Regions from separate parts of the Homo sapiens genome. Here region 2 is linked to region 1. The links are chromatin loops, found by intact Hi-C in ENCODE. Cell type or tissue: K562. All regions are shown on one strand. Each heading gives the region's core, and the rest is flanking DNA. Links, peaks and the distances in the headings are about the cores only.

Evidence for each region. Peaks named below come from ENCODE experiments on the same cell type or tissue, not always from the same donor. Only the 100,000 strongest peaks of a DNase experiment are listed, where the experiment ranks them.
Region 2: it touches region 1 in a loop (6-fold over the local background); 12 of 110 quality-filtered maps call a loop at or near these places.

Annotation. Positions count from the first base shown.
Region 1 is chr7:26,073,838-26,082,179 of GRCh38, forward strand. The region is part of intron 1 of LOC105375199 (a long non-coding RNA gene); the gene reads right to left. Among named protein-coding and RNA genes, the nearest start is that of NFE2L3, 74 kb to the right of the region's middle. RefSeq lists an enhancer at 5,310-5,379. In K562, for the core only: a CTCF peak has its summit at 5,230; a DNase peak (open chromatin) is centred at 5,244; H3K27me3 peaks cover 1,788 bases.
Region 2 is chr7:26,281,095-26,289,436 of GRCh38, forward strand. No RefSeq gene overlaps it. Among named protein-coding and RNA genes, the nearest start is that of SNX10, 6.6 kb to the right of the region's middle. In K562, for the core only: a CTCF peak has its summit at 4,153; a DNase peak (open chromatin) is centred at 4,157.

The DNA of each region.
Region 1 (8,342 bases), core at 239-8,238:
ATCTATTTTATAAAAACAGGGTCTCCTTCTGTCACCCAGGCTGGAGTGCTGTGGTGCAATCATAGCCTTGAACTGCTGGGCTCAAGTGACCTTCCCACCTCTGCCTCCCAAGTAGCTAGTATAGGCATGTGCCACCACACTTGGCTAATGTTTAAAAATTGTTTCTAGACATGGGGTCTCACTGTGTGCCCAGGATGGTCTCAAATTCCTGGCCTCAAGCGATCCTCCCTCCTCAGCCTCCAAAAACACTGGGTTTACAGGAGTGAGCCACCGTGCCCAGCCAACATAGTGATTTTAATAAGATAAGTATTTTATTTGACTTAAACAGTAAATGTTTTGGTCCAGAGTCCTGATAAACTGATTAGTATTTCTGAAAGATGCATGCTGCCCATCTTCATTAAATGTGATAGCATGAAGACAGAATTTTATTTAAGCCAAATGAATTGCTGTTTTGTTTTGTTTTGTGTTGTTTTTGAGACATAGTCTCATTCCATCACCCAGGACTACAACCTCCACCTCTTGGGTTCAAGTGACTCTGATGCCTCAGCCTCCCCAATAACTGGGCTTACAAGCGCACACCACTATGCCCGGATAATTTTTGTATTTTTAGTAGAGATGAGACTTTACCATGTTGGCCAGGCTGGTCTTGAACTCCTGGGCTCATGTGATCTGCCCGCCTCAGCCTCCCAAAGTGCTGAGATTAGAGGCATGAGCCACTGCACCTGGCCATTTGAATTGATTTTTTTAAATTCAAAAATATCTAATCTGTTAGCTCAAAATTTATTTTAATAACCCCAAAATCTATGTCCAGTTTCTCCAAGATGAAGGCAATAACAAAAGGAACCCACACTGTCAAATTATGGCTATCTGCACTCAGAAAAGAGAAATATTTTTAGTTGCCAACTGAAGACATTGCATGGAGCAAAAATTATAGGTCAAAAGAGAGAAGAGCAAATTAAATAATAAGATGCATTTGTTTGAACTTCATCCTCATTCCTTTTTTAAAACCTACTTATCAGAGAAAGGTAGGGTTTAGATTTATTTCCTAACTACTACATTAATAGATACCCTAACACTTTCCTGATCAGTTTTATGAATTGATTAATAAGGCAATCATGGTTTGGGAAAGCTTTTATATGCCACCTGATATTGATGCCATCTATAAAAAGACAACCAACCGAGCACCTGATATCCAGTAAAGGCAGGTTCAAAAATTGCAGTCTTAGAAAGATAATGGAGTGACCATGACCTCAAGTACTTTGAGCCAAATAGCAACTGTCAACTCCTGATAGCAGTATTTGACCTCAGAGGCACGTGACAGCAACCAACCTGAAACAGCCATTTTCTCAAATTCTGTTAAGGATAATAAACCATGATAGGGGAAATCACCTGCCCTAGTAAGGAAACCTCTTGTAATCAATGACCTAGAAACGGGCACCATGATTTGAGCAGAAAGCAGGTGGAGGAACTGCGGGAATGTGCTGCTTTATATTGAGGGTCCACTAGATTTTGGCACGGTTGTTTTTGTTGTAGTTATTTTGCTTTGTTTTGATCATTTTTAGTTCATCTCCTGAAAAATCTCAACATACATAAAAGTAGACAGAACAGCATGATAAGCCACCATCTACCGACCAGGCAGCTCCAACAATTACCAAGGCAGTGGTGCCACTCTCGTTCCCTCTATACTCAGACATCATATCATCTCATCCGTAAATTTGAAATAAATATTTAAGTGCATATTTCTAAAATATTTACATACACATTTCTAAAAATAAAGACCTTTTAAAAACCAATCCAAAACCATTATCACTACTAAAAAAAATTGACCAGGTGTGGTGGCTCATGCCTGTAATCCCCGCACTTTGGGAGGCCATGGCAAGCAGATTGCCTGAGAAAAGACCATCCTGGGCAACAGAGTGAGGTCCTGTCTCAAAAAGAAAAAAAAAAACAAAAAAGACGACTAAAAATTAACCATAAGTCTTTAATTGTATCAAGTGTCCAGTCAATGTTTACTTTTCCCAGTTGTCTCCTAAATGGACCTGTCCACATGTGGCAGTTGGCTGCCATCCCATTGACATTATTTTAATCTGAGGTTCCCTCCCCACACACTTTTTCTGGCTATTCCCTTACTGAAGACATTGAGTCATTTGTTCTAGGGGTTCCCACGTTCTGGGCTGTGCCGCCTGTGCCCTATTGTTTTCTGAGAAGTGGTAGTTACACGGAGGCTTGAATAGATATGGGCTTGATGTTTTGACAGGACAGCTTTACTGGAGGGGTCATGTTCCTCCACCAGAAGTGCCATGTCTCCTTTCATGATGTTATTGGCCATTATGATCAATGGGCTCTGATAATATAATATAAGCTGTTAGAAGAAAACCATTGAACCAAAACATTCAGAAGGTTTTGTTTAAAAAAAAAACACACTAAAATCCTTTTTCTCTGTGGTAGGCACTGTGTTTTCCTGCACATAGCACCTCATTTAATCATTCTAACACCCTCATGAGGTGCTGATGGGAGCAGATTTGAACCCAGCCAGTGAGCCTCCAAAGCTCATTCTCTTAGCTACCACAGAAGCAGATCGCCTTGAGAGTCTTATCTTATGGGCCGGCTGCAAAGGAGAAGCCCCTTTTGACTTAGGTAGCATGAATAACTGAAAGAGGTAGAAGTGAAGCAGTAACCAAAAAAATGGTTGAATCTTAAAACACAAGGTATACATTCCTATAAGACTGATCAAAACACCAAGTGGGCCAGACACGGTGGCTCATGCTTGTAATCCCAGCACTTTGGGAGGCCGAGGCAGGTGGATCACCTGTGGTCAGGAGTTGGAGACCAGCTTGGCCAACACAGCTTAACCCCGTCTCCACTAAAAATACAAAAATTAGCTGGGTGTGGTGGCAGGTGCCTGTAGTCCCAGCTACTTAGGAGGCTGAGGCAGAAGAATTGCTTGAACCTGGAAGGCAAAGGTTGCAGTGAGCCAAGATAATACCACTCCAGCCTGGGCAACAGAGAGAGATTCCGTTTCAAAAAGTGACTGTTTATTAACTGGCGAACGCAATCATCTGAAGGGCGTGTCATCTGACAGAGGAGGCAAGTTGGACTGCAGTCACAGTGTCATCTTGGTACAGGCATGGAAACAGAGGCTGAGGAGGTCCCAGACAACCTTCATCAAATAGGGCTGAAATAGCACTCCGAATGTCACCAAAGTGAGTAGAAGCCATGATGCTCTGTTTAAAGTTTGCTCTGCCCTTTGCTCAAATCAACTTAGAGTTATGTTACCCACTCTTGGTGGGAAGGGTTGCCAAAATTAGAGTCATTTCATTAATCTCCCAGGCCAGGGAGAGGTGGTTATATATCACTCCAGGTTACGTTGGCAGCAGGATAATCATTGCATTTCCGTAGTGCATAAAGCAGTATTTCTTTCCATTCATTTGCTATCAGAGTCTCTATAAAAACACCTTAGAACTAAAATATGTTTCTCGGTCCTTTAGATTTTAACAAGACTTCCTTCAAGACGAATATTTTTGAAAAATTCCAAAGTATGAAAAGTATGGAAGCTTCATTTCAAAGGACATCTCTAAACAAATTTTTTAAATTAATATTTTTACAAAATGATTGTCTCATTCCTAACAGGGGAAGGCACCTTGTGATTAAAAGGAAGAAGAAGAGAGGGAAAGGGAGAAGGAAAGATGGAACACAGGAAGAAGAAAGGAAGGAAGGGAAGGAAGGAGGAAGGGAGGGAAGGAGGGAGAGAGGGAAAAAATGGCTTAAAATATTTAGAATGTATTTAGAATATTTTTATTACAGTATTTAGGGAATTTAAATGTGTCAAAAACAAAATAAAACTGAGAGAAACCAAAATTAAGTATGTAGGTAGAAAGTGATGTTTTGTCACTAAATGTATTTTTGAAAATAAAATCGGGGGCCGGGCACGATGGCTCAGTGCTGTAATCCCAGCCCTTTGAGAGGCCGAGGCAGGCAGATCACTGGAGCCCAAGAGTTTGAGACCAGCCTGGACAACAGGGTAAAACCTCGTCTCTACAAAAAATACAAAGAAAATTAGCCGGGCGTAGTGGTGCATGCCTGTAATCCCAGCTACTTGGGAGGCTGTGGCATGAGGATTGCTTGAGCCTGGGAGGCAGAGGTTGCAGTGAACTGAGATAGCACCACTGCATTCCAGCCTGGGTGACAGAGTGAGACTCTGTCTCAGAAAAGGAAAGAAAAGAGCCAAGCAAATTTAAAATTTCTTCTTCCTAGATCTTTCTCTCTCAGTTCACTGTAAATCACTGTGTATTTGTTTAGGATTCTAAATAGACCATAGGTAATTTATAAGTTCTCATGGAATCTTCTGAACTTTTTTAATGGTGTTTACCAACAAGAAACTGTGTCATATAGTAGAGATTTCTGTAAGCTGTCCTCTGAAACAGTATTCCTTCCCAATTACTTTTTAAAACAATGTGAAATCCATTATGTTTGATACAAAAAAAAAATTCTAAAAAATTGAGTGAGGTATTAAAAAAAAAAAAAAGATCTATGGCCAGGAGCAGTGGCTCACACCTATAGTTCTAACACCAGGAGGCTGAGGTGGGAGGATCCATCGTGATCAGGAGTTCAAGACCAGCCTGGGCAACATAGGCAGACCCTCCCCACCTCCCCCACATCTCAACTAAAAAAAAAAGTAGCCGGGCATGGTGGCACACACACCTGCAGTCCTAGTTACTTGGGAGGCTATGGTGGGAGGCTTGCTGGAGCCAGGGAGTTCCAGGCTGCAGTGATCTGTGATCTCACCATTGCACTCCAGCCAGGGCAACAGAGCAAGATCCTGTCTCAAAAAAAAAATTAAAATTTTCTTAAAAACTAGCAACAAGATCTAGAAGTGAATGTACTGTAAAATAAAAATCAGAGTAAGGGAATAAAGTCAAGAGACTTGCGCTATCATCATTTTACAGCTGTTACTGGCAGGAATAAATTGTTTACATTGCCCAGTTCCACATCTTTGATTCTTCCAGCTCACATAACTCATTATTTTACAAGGTGTTTCTGTAACAACTCACTAAACAGTAGTCCTTGCAAACAGTTCTGCTGCTCTGTAATCCAAGATTTTGGATAACATAATTTTAACATAAACATAATTTCAATAAAACTAAAGAGCTCTTTACTGTGCACTGAACAAACTACTCAGGCAGTAGAGGTCTCGCCAACAATGCAACAGACAAAGCAAAGCCGGGATGGCTCAGGCAGGGGGCGCGCGGATCACTCACTGCAGACAAAGGGAGAAGGACCCGACGCGCCCACACCGCCCGCGCATGCCCTGTGCCCGCGGGATCAGGTGTAGCGGGGTAACAGTTGAAAGCGCACAGACAGCTGGAGTTAGCTGGAGTAGCCCTGCTACTCAAGCTGTGTGGTTTGGGGCAAGTTGAGTAATCCTTCTTAGCCTCGGTTTTCCCATCTGCCGCATGAAGAAAATGCCACCTTGCAGAGTTACTGTGAGGACTAAAGAGATAACCCACATACATCTTCTTAGTTCTGCTGTCGATGCTCAATAATAAATGGTATCTGTTATTACCATATGCCATCCCAGCTCCCATCATCATCCCCAATAGGCAAGGGACATCACCACAGTGACACAGCTGTGCTTAGACCAAGGATGCAGAGAATTAAATGGAAATAAATTGAAATAATACCCATCCCTCTTTAGATGCTCTTCTAGAATTTGGGCTGTCTGGAAGTGGGCTACTGTAAGTGGGTTATCCACTCATGTGCCTAATCCTGCCTGTGTATTCAAGGCTCCCTTCCTCTGTTCAGGCAAGAATAGAAATTGGAATCTGTGAGTAGTAAGTGAAGACGAGTCTAGAAAAAGCAGCATGGGGTGAATGGAGCCACCACACTGTTCAGTGGCAGAAAGTCTGAATAGACAGCTCCAAGCTCAGAACCATCCACAATTTCATTATTAGGCTTAACATTCTGTGTTAATCAATCCATCCTAAAACCCCCACCTCTGAGGCAGACACAGAGGCCAAATATAACACAACCCACATACCATCCAATTCAGGATGTTGTTCAAATATTGATGAGTTTCAAACCCTCTAACAATATAAAGTATTATAAGCCACATCTAAAAACCAAACTTGACCTTGGAGGGAGAAAACAGCCAAAGACAGATATGTATTATATAAATTTCCTTTCTGAAGCTACAGGGAAATGTCAAATCATCACAGTTTATTTATTTTACTTTTTTTCTTCCCCAAAAAAGGAAAAGGAAAATTCTGGAATTTAAAAAATCAAAGAGAATAAAAATACAACAGTACATTCTATTGTTCTCCAGGTCCAAAAGTACATGCATATACTTAGCTGGCGAAAGAAAGAAAGGAAGGAAGGAAGGAAAGGAGGGAAAGAAAAGAAAAGAAAAGAAAAGAGACTTTGACAAAGAAAGGCATTTCCCTGGGAATATTCTACCTCTGGGAGGACAGTGGTCAGGCATTTCTTCTATCTTGCTATTCCTTGAGCACAGTCCTGCCAAATATCCTCCTTTCACCATTTGCAGTTACCATGAGAAAACCACAGAGAAAGCTCTGGACAGCCATGGAGTCTTAGCTGGATCTACAATAAAAGGAGTCAGGTACCCTCCCACCTTCCCAGAAAGACTGTGCTGGGGCTCAGAAAACAACACCCCAAAATGAAGCCCTCAGCAGCAGCCTCAGAAGCAAATGATTTTCTCTGACCTTCTCTTGCCCTCCTGTCTCTCAGTCCCATTCTCCTCGGAGGCTAGCCATAGAAACCAGAAGCCTTTTCCAAAGCCAGCCATAAAACCTAAAAATATTAGTTTAACTTTCCCTCCACCCTATCTGTATAAAAACTGGCCATATGGGCTGGGCACGGTGGCTCATGCCTGTGATCCCAGCACTTTGGGAGGCCAAGGCGGGAGGATCACTTGAGGTCAGGAGTTCAAGACCAGCCTGGCCAACATGGTGAAACCCCATCTCTACTAAAAATACAAAAATTAGCCAGGCGTTGTGCCTCACGCCTGTAGTCCCAGCTACTGAAGAGGTTGAGGCAGAAGAATTGCTTCAACCCGGGAGGCGGAGGTTGCAGTGAGCTGAGATCGTACCACTGCACTCCAGGCCGGGCAATAGAGCAAGGCTCTGTTTCAAATAAATAAATAATAAAAATTAAAACTGGCCATAAATAAATAATCTGACCTACCCTGTTTGATAGTAGGTCATAAGACCCCCATTCCAGAGAGGGTCCTGCCCCACACCCAGAAGGAAGAAATGTGCGCTCAGAGAGGCCAGGGAGAATCTAGACAGGCAGCTCTTGCTGGGCTTCCCCACTCATTCTATTAGACTTAGATCTATGCTTTTCCTCCAATCATATTCCCATATGGCTGTCCATATTTTGTTGAACCTAAGCATAAAAATGGACAATTTCCCCTGTATCTTTGAGTCTTCATGCTGAAGGCTCCTGTGAATGCACGTTAAATAAGCGTATATGCCTTTTCTCCAATTAATCAACCTGCCTCATCTCAGTGATTTTCAGCAAACCTTTACAGGACCAAGAGCCTTGGCCCCCACAACTATGACATGGGATAAAAGTAAACTTCTACATGCAGATGAATTTGGTAGGCTCAGAAACATATACATAATTAACACAAGATTAAGTGTCCGTAATGGATATTTGGGGAGGGGGCAGAGGGAAAACAATCATAAGACACAGGAAAGCTCAGGGATATAAAACAGCTCAGGGAACACGTGCCCCTTTGAGAAGGCAACTTTCTGCTTCTCTGCTGTGTCCGGGAGTTCAGAGTCTCAACCACATACAGTTCTTAAGGACCACCTGATACAACTGAAAAGACCTTGGAGCTGATGCAACCTCTTCCCACGGGGTGCCTGCCACAGAGATGAGTGCCTGGAGTGGCTGTCACCTCCAGGGAACTCTGAGTGGGCCAAGGAAGGAAGTCATCCCCTCCTCCATTCAACTCATTAATCACAGCTGTTAGGTAAAGAGCCCCTAGGGGTTCCCACAGTATAGCAATAGCCTTTCCCTACCTACAGCCAAGCCTAGTCCAAAGGTCTTGGAGGCCCTGGGGCTCTTGGTCAGGGCCAGCCTCCCAGGCTCTGTTCAGTATGACTGTAAGAGTGATAAGAATCTCTCTGCGCAAAAGTTCCTTCTTCCACACCCCCCAAATGCACAACACCCATCTTCCCAGGCTAAATGCTCCAGAGTTCTATCTTTGAATTGCCCTGTCCAGAAACCTCCTTTAAAATGCAAATACACATAATAGAGATTTTGAAAAAGCACTTTAGCTTATACCAGTTCTCTAAGGAGATAGGAGGCTGGGGGAAGAG
Region 2 (8,342 bases), core at 284-8,283, 210 kb after region 1:
GCCTATGGGGTAGCCCTGCTCCACAGTTGCGGTTGTACACTGCTGCTTCAATAAAAGTTGCTGTTTAACACTACCAGCTCACCCTTGAATTCTTTCCTGGGTGAAGCTAAGAACCCTCCCACGCTAAGCCGCGATTTTGGGGCTTGCCTGTCCTTTCAATAGGACATTGCTAAATTGCTCTCTAGAATTGCTTTTCCAGGTTGGGCGCAGTGGCTCACATCTGAAATCCCAGCACTTTGGGAGGCTGAGGCAGGCAGATCACCTGAGGTCAGGTGTTCAAGACCAGCCTGGCCTACATGGCAAATCCCTGTCTTTACTAAAAATACAAAAATTAGCTGGGCATGGTGGCCTATGCCTGTAATCCCAGCTACTTGGGTGGCTGAGGCAGGAGAATCGCTTGAACCTGGAAGGTGGAGCTTGCAGTGAGCCGAGATCGCGCCACTGCACTCCAGCCTGGGTGCAGAGCGAGACTTTGTCTCAAAAATAAAATAATAATAAATAAATTTTAAAAATTGCTTTTCCAATTTATACTCTCACGAGCAAAGCATGAAACTACCTGTTGTCAATATATGATATTCTCAATGCAAAAATTTTTTGACTTGGCTGGGTGTGGTGGATCATGCCTGTAATGCCAGTGCTTTGGGAGGCTGAAGTGGGAGGATTGCTTGAAGCCAGGGGTTCGAGACCAGCCTGGGCAATATAGTGAGACCCTATCTCTATAAAAAAAAAACAATAAAAATTAAAAAAATTTTTTGGGCTGGAGTCAGTGGCTCACACTGTAATATTGGCATTTTGGAAGGCTGAAGTGAGTAGATTGCTTGAGCCCAGGAGTTTGAGATCAGCCTGTGCAACATGGTAAAACCCCATCTCTATGAAAAATCCAAAAAATTAGCCAAGTGTAGTGGTGTGCACCTGTAGTTCCAGCTACCCAGGAGACACATGGAAGAGTCACCTGAACCTGGGAGGTTGAGGTTGCAGTGAGCCATCATCACACCACTGCACTACAGCCTGGGCAACAGAGACAGAGTGAGACCCTGTCTCAAATATTTTTTTTACTAAACTGTTGGGAAATGGATTCTCCTTTTATGTTTATTAGTTATTGGTACTTCCTCTTTTGTGAGCTGTCTGTTTCTATTGAATGGGTTAAGAATATGACACCCCTGGCTGGGCGTGGTGGCTCATGCAAATCCAAGCACTTTGGGAGGCCGAGGCCGGAGGATCATTTGAACTCAGGAGTTCAAGACCAGCCTGGGCAACATGGCAAGACCCTATCTCTACAAAAAAAAAAGGCTGGGCATGATGGCACACGCCTTCAATCCCAGCACTTTGGGAGGCCAAGGCAGGATGATCACCTGAGGTCAGGAGTTCAAGACCAGCCTGGCCAACCTGGTGAAACCCCATCTCTACTAAAAATACAAAAATTAGCCAGGTGTGGTGGTGGGCACCTGTAATCCCAGCTACTCCGGAGGCTGAGCCAGGAGAATTGCTTGAACCTGGGAGGGGGAGGTTGCAGTGAACTGAGATTGCACCATTGCACTCCAGCCTTGGCAACAGATCAAGACTCTGTCTCAAAACAAAACAAACAAACAAAAATTATCCGGGCATGGTGGTTTGTGCCTGTAGTCCCAGCAACTTGGGAGGCTAAGGTGGGAGGATCACTTGAGCCTGGGAGGTCAAGGTTGCAGTGAGCCATAATTGTGCCACTGCACTCTAGTCTGAGTGACAGAGAAAGACCCTGTCTCAAAGAAAAAAAAAAAAGAATACGACCTTCATTCAGTTTCTTAAAAGCAGGAGATGAAATTCTCATGTGAAAGATGCAGCATTTTTTTGGGAGGCTGAGGTGAGAGGATTGTTTGAGTCCAGCCTGGGGAACATAGCAAGATCTTGTCTCTAAACAAACAAACAAACAAACAAACGAAACCCCCCAAAACCCCCACAGCATTCTTTTTTTTTTTTTTTTTGAGACAGAGTCTCCCTCTGTCACCCAGGCTGGAGGGCAGTGGCGCGATCTCGGCTCACTGCAAGCTCCGCCTCCCAGGTTCACGCCATTCTCCTGCCTCAGCCTCCCAAGTAGCTGGGACTACAGGTGTGCACCACCACACCTGGCTAATTTTTCTTTGTATTTTTTAGTAGAGACGAGGTTTCACCGTGTTAGCCAGGATGGTCTTGATCTCCTGACCTCATGATCCTCCTGCCTCGGCTGGGACCTCCCAAAGTGCTGGGACCACAGGCATGAGCCACTGCACCTGGCCACCCCCGCAGCATTCTTATCAAGGATAGAAAGTTGAGACTGAGAAACTTCTGTACAGACCTTGTTAAAATAACTTTAACTGCTTCTGGGTCTTCATTTCCTTATGGGGGCTCCCATGCCATGTAAAACTTGTATTAAATAAACTTGCATGCTTTCATCCTGTTAATCTGTCTTACGTCAATTTAATTCTCCAGCCCAGCCTAAAAGAGGACAGAGGTGGAGTTTTGCTGCCCCTACAATACCTTCAGTGCTTGTCTCTTTGTGTATATAGATATATATATTTGTGTATATAAATAAAATATTTATAAATATTTATTTATGTACTATACTCTATTTTCTGTATAAATATATAGAAAATATATAAATATATCTTATAAATATATACATACATATATTTATATATCTTATAAATATATACATACACATATTTGTATATCTTATAAATATATACATACGCATATTTGTATATCTTATAAATATATACATACATATATTTGTATATCTTATAAATATATACATACATATATTTGTATATCTTATAAATATATACATACATATATTTGTGTATCTTATAAATCTATACATACATATATTTGTGTATCTTATAAATCTATACATACATATATTTGTGTATCTTATAAATCTATACATACATATATTTGTGTATCTTATAAATCTATACATACATATATTTGTGTATCTTATAAATCTATACATACATATATTTGTGTATCTTATAAATATATACATACATATATTTGTGTATCTTATAAATATATACATACATATATTTGTGTATCTTATAAATCTATACATACATATATTTGTGTATCTTATAAATATATACATACATATATTTGTGTATCATAAATATATACATACATATATTTGTATATCTTATAAATATATACATACATATATTTGTATATCTTATAAATATATACATACATATATTTATATATTATATATAGTGTATATAGAGAAATATATAGTATATATATAAATATATATATATTGTCTGTGTGTGTGTGTGTGTATATATATATATATATATATATATTTTTTTTTTTTTTTGACAGGGTCTTACTCTGTCACCCAGGCTGGAGTGCAGTGGCATGATAACAGCTCACTGCAGCTTCCACCTCCTGGGTTCAAGCAGTCCTCTCAACTCAGCCTGCTGAGAAGCTAGGACCACAGGTGTGCACCACTGTGCTTGGCTATTTTTTTTTTTAATTTATTTTTTGCAGAGATAAGGTCTCACTATGTTGCCCAAGCTAGGCTTGAATTCCTGGGTTCAGGCCTCTGGCCTTGGCCTCCCAACATACTGGAATTACAGGCATGAGTCACCGCGCCTGGCCTGTTTATACATTGTTGAATGCACTCTACGTAACATTTGAATGGTTCAAAAGGATATACATTAAAAAGCAATCTTCCTCTCATGTTTGCCCTTACCTCCTTATTTCTCCTCACCAAAGTTCATCCTTTCAGAGGAATTTCATACATATACATAGGTTGGTTGTTAAAAAAAAAACTTAGTCCTATGTATGTCCATTCACAGAAAATTGTATAAATGAGTATAAGTATACTTTCTTCTGCAAAAGTTGTCATAAAGAGATTTGGATATTATGCAACCATTTATTTAGGAAAGATGAGCTGTGCACTAAAAACAACGACATCAAAATCATGTTTATGAAGCTCTTTCCTACTCTGCTGCAGTCCTGGACTTAGTAATTTCTATCTATTATTTCGTAATGACAACCCTGTTGGATAGGTACTATTTCACAGATAAGAAAACTGAGGCTTAGAGACATGAAGTGACTTGCCTAAAGAATTTGGGGATTAGACAGAAGCTTTTCAGCGCTGGAGCCTGAGCCTTAACCACCGTACTCTACTACCTCCACATGGTTATAGACTATAATGCACCCAATATCCAGAACTAGTACCACGTGTACAGGTACTAAAGGCTATATGCAGAGCACTAAAGAAAACCAAACCCACCCAAGACAAAAAAAACCCAGCTTCTCCATGCAAGAAGATGGCTTCTCTACTGGTCTCTTGTTCTTTGGTTGAGTGTTGGTGCCAATTATACCATACTGCAATTTATATCAAAAGCTTAGAAATTAGATGATTGGGAATGGGTTTATGTTTGATATGCTCAGTAATGGCTAAGGTTTGTTTTGTTTTTGTCAGTTTTAATCAACCAATTTATTTTTAGTTTATAATAATAAAATAAAATTCACCATTGAAACCAATGCTTTTAAAATGCAGCTTTTTTTTTTCTTTTTTCTTTTCTTCTTTTTTTTTTTGAGACAGAGTGTCACTATGTCATCCAGGCTGAAATGCAGTGGCTGATCTCAGCTCACTGCAACCTCTGCCTCCCAGGTTCAAGTGAGTCTCTTCCCTCAGCTGCCCCAGTAGCTGGGACTACAAGTGTGCGCCACCACGCCTGGCTAATTTTTGTAGTTTTTAGTAAAGATGGGGTTTCACCATGTTGGCCAGGCTGGTCTTGAACTCCTGACCTCAAGTGATCTGCCCGCCTCGGCCTCCCAAAGTGCTGGGATTACAGGCATGAGCCACCACGTTAGGCCTTAAAATGTAGCTTTTGATAATGCAAGGGCTTTTTTGTTTTTGTTTTCTCTTTCCCAGGAATGAAGTTACTTTGGTAGAGCAGAATGAGCAGGACATCACTGCAGAGCATCCCTTGGTGGTCCTGGGGAATATTGGGCAAGGTGCCTACCTCTGCTTGGGTGTGTGCTCCTGTCAGTCGTGTAAAGCCAAATGAACATGTAGCAAGTCGTGTGGTGATAATTCCCATTATAGACACTTTAGCATTTACAGTGAGGATTGGTCTTCTTACTTGCAACTTCTGTAAGTGATAAAATGTGAGGATGTGAGATGCCCTTAGTGCTTCAACTTTGAAACAAAAATTTCAACTACTCCTTTTTCATATGTCTGAATTGTTACCATTTGCAAATATTTCTCTGAGTAGATTGGAATCTTGTTAATATTGAGCAATCAAATAGAGGGAAAAAAATGGGATGTTGAAACTGATAGGAGAGTCCAACGATCTTTCACAAATCCCTGATTTCAAATCTTGGTGTTCAACAAAACAGTTTCCAATGGTCATTGATTTCTCTATAATTAGCAAATGCTACAAAATTGAATTCATCAGATAAACGTATAGTAATGGAATTGTGTTTTTCTTTGTTTTATAAATGGGGTTCATTTGAAGAAAGGGTTCTGATGCTAAAGGCGTTCGAAAAACCAGTAAATTGGATCACTGTAGAGAGGCTACTGTAGGATTCTGAGAGTTGAGAGTGTCTGCAGGAGAATAGAACACAGAAGGTGAGTTCCACCATGATCTGGCCAAGACGAAATGTATGGATCTTGGACCTGAGTGGATCAAAGGAAGGGATTGGGTCAAAGGAAGTGCCAAAGTTAGCGTGTTTGGGGTGTTAACTGGGAGAACAGTAGTCCACTAACAAGAATAAGGAGGTGGGTGGATGGATGAGAAGTTAAACCCTTTCGTCTTACAAACAGGTAAGGTCACTCAAAACGTTTTTCTAGTCTTTTTTGGAGAGGCGTGCATAGGTTAAATATTTTGAAAAACTATATAAGATTGATATTCAAGAGTGGTTATTTTATTCACCATTAATCTATATTTCATTCTTTTGAAGAAACAGTAATTATAATCACAAGATCAGAAATCAAAATCCAAATTGTCATTTGTTTAGATTTTTTCTTACATCCCATTATTAGTTGCTTGATGAAAGATAAAAACTATCTTCCCTACATTGCAAATATTTCCTGTGACAGGTTTCCCAAGAAGGCAGAACCATTCATGTAAATGTAAAGGCAAAGTGTTTTTGAACACAATGTTATGTATATTATCAGTTAATTAAAATTTCTGAACATCAAGTCCAGGCAACTTCCATTTTTACTCTCTGTGGATTTTGCAATTTTCCCAAGAGATGGAGGAAGGACAGGGGGTGGAGGTGGCTTTCCTTAGTGTATGTAACTAAGTGCACTTAGCTTCGAGACAGGAGAGATTGGAGAAAAGGATCAAGTTATAATAATAGCTACAATTTACTGAACACTTACTGTTGACCCAGCACAAGAGCTTTACCCGGGTTATTTCATTTAAACTCCACAACAGCCCTATGAAGCTGGTGTAGTAGTACATCTACCACAAATACAAGAAAGCAAAATGTTCCTCAAATGCTCCCGTTACAGCCCTAAATACAAAGAACCGAGAAGATAGTCCATAAGACACAGAATAAAATATCTTTCCCCAGCATAAGGACATTATACCAAGAGAGGCAGAAATGATTATATATATATTTTTTCTTTTTTTTTGAGATGGAGTCTCGCTCTGTTGCCCAGGCTGGAGTGCAGTGGCGCAATCTCGGCTCACTGCAACTTCCCCCTCTAGGTTCAAGCAATTCTTCTGCCTCAGCCTCCCGAGTAGCTGGGATTACAGGTATGTGCCACCATGCCTGGTTAATTTTTTGTATTTGTAGTAGAGATGGGTTTTCACCATGTTGGCCAGGTTGGTCTTGGGACTCCTGACCTCGGGTGATCTGCCCGCCTTGGCCTCCCAAAGTGCTAGGATTACAGGCGTGAGCCACCATGCCTGGCCTGGTCATAATTGTTTATGTGGTTTGTGTGTGTGTGTACGCCTCCAAGAGTAGTTCTTGTGAACAGAAAATATTGTTTTGATGCTATTTTTAGAATATTTGATTTGTTAAAGTTACAAGTTTAAGAGTATAATTATTCCTTAGTTTTTAAAGTTTTCCTAACTCTGTGGAAAAAATTTTTCTTCTGCTCTCACTCCGTAGTCAACATGGAAGGCTTCTGTGACCAAAGGTGTGGAGGTTTCTCCCCACACACCAAGCAACCAGTTAATTCTGCAGCTGTCACCAGCTGGGTGTTCTCCACCACAGTTCAATTCCTCTTTTTTTTTTTTTTGAGATGGAGTCTCACTGTTGCCCAGGCTGGAGTGCAGTGGCACAATCTTGGCTCACTGCCACCTCTGCCTCCCGAGTAGCTGGGATTACAGGCATGGGCCACCACGCCCAGCTAATTTTGTATTTTAAGTAGAGACGGGGTTTCACCATGTTGGCCAGATTGGTCTCGAACCCTTGACCTCAAGTGATCCAACCTCCTTGGCCTCCCAAAGTGCTGGGATCACAGACATGAACCACTGCGCCCGTCCCCGGTTCAATTCTGACACCACCTACCTGGAGACAGTGTCAGATCCAACAGGTTGAGGGCTCAATCCCACAAGATTGCCTCCTCCCACTTCTGATGACAATTGCAAGCTCCGCTCAGGCGGTTTTACCTGTGTTTCTGACTGATCAGCTATAAATTGGGGATCCCATGACCCCCTCCTTAGGTTCAAATAATTTGCTAGAGTGGCTCACAGAACTGTGGGAAACAGATACATTTATCAGAAAGATGGTACAAAGGATACAGATGAAGTGATGCATAGAGCGAGGCATGGGGGAAGGGGCATGGAGCTTCCATGCCCTTCTCAGGTGGACCACCCTCCATACACCTGTAAATGTTCAGCTATCCTGAAGCTCTCTGAACCCTGTCCTCTTGTGTGTTTATGGAGGCTTCATTATGTAGGCATGATTGATTAAACCATTGTTCATTGGTGATCAACTCAATCTTCAGCCCTTCCCCACCCCACAGAAATTGCGGAATGGGGCTGGAAGTACTGACCCTCTAATCAGGGTGTGGTCTTTCCAGTGACTAGCCCCTTCCTGAAGCTACCTAGGGGCTGCCAGCCACCAGTCAACTCATTAGCATACAAAAAAAATCACTTTGGAGATTCTAAGGATTTTAAGAATTTTATACCAGGAAATGGGGATGATGACCAAATACATATTTTACAATATCACACGTGATCTTATTCCATTTATAACTCTAGCAAACTTTAACAACCAAAAAGGCATTTGATTAATGTTTGATCCCATTAACTTAATCACCTCTAAACATTTTAAACTTCATTCGTGAATTTAATATATTTGTTTCCCTTGTAAAGGTCTTTAATTGTCTGATTAACAAGTAACTCAACATCTAATAA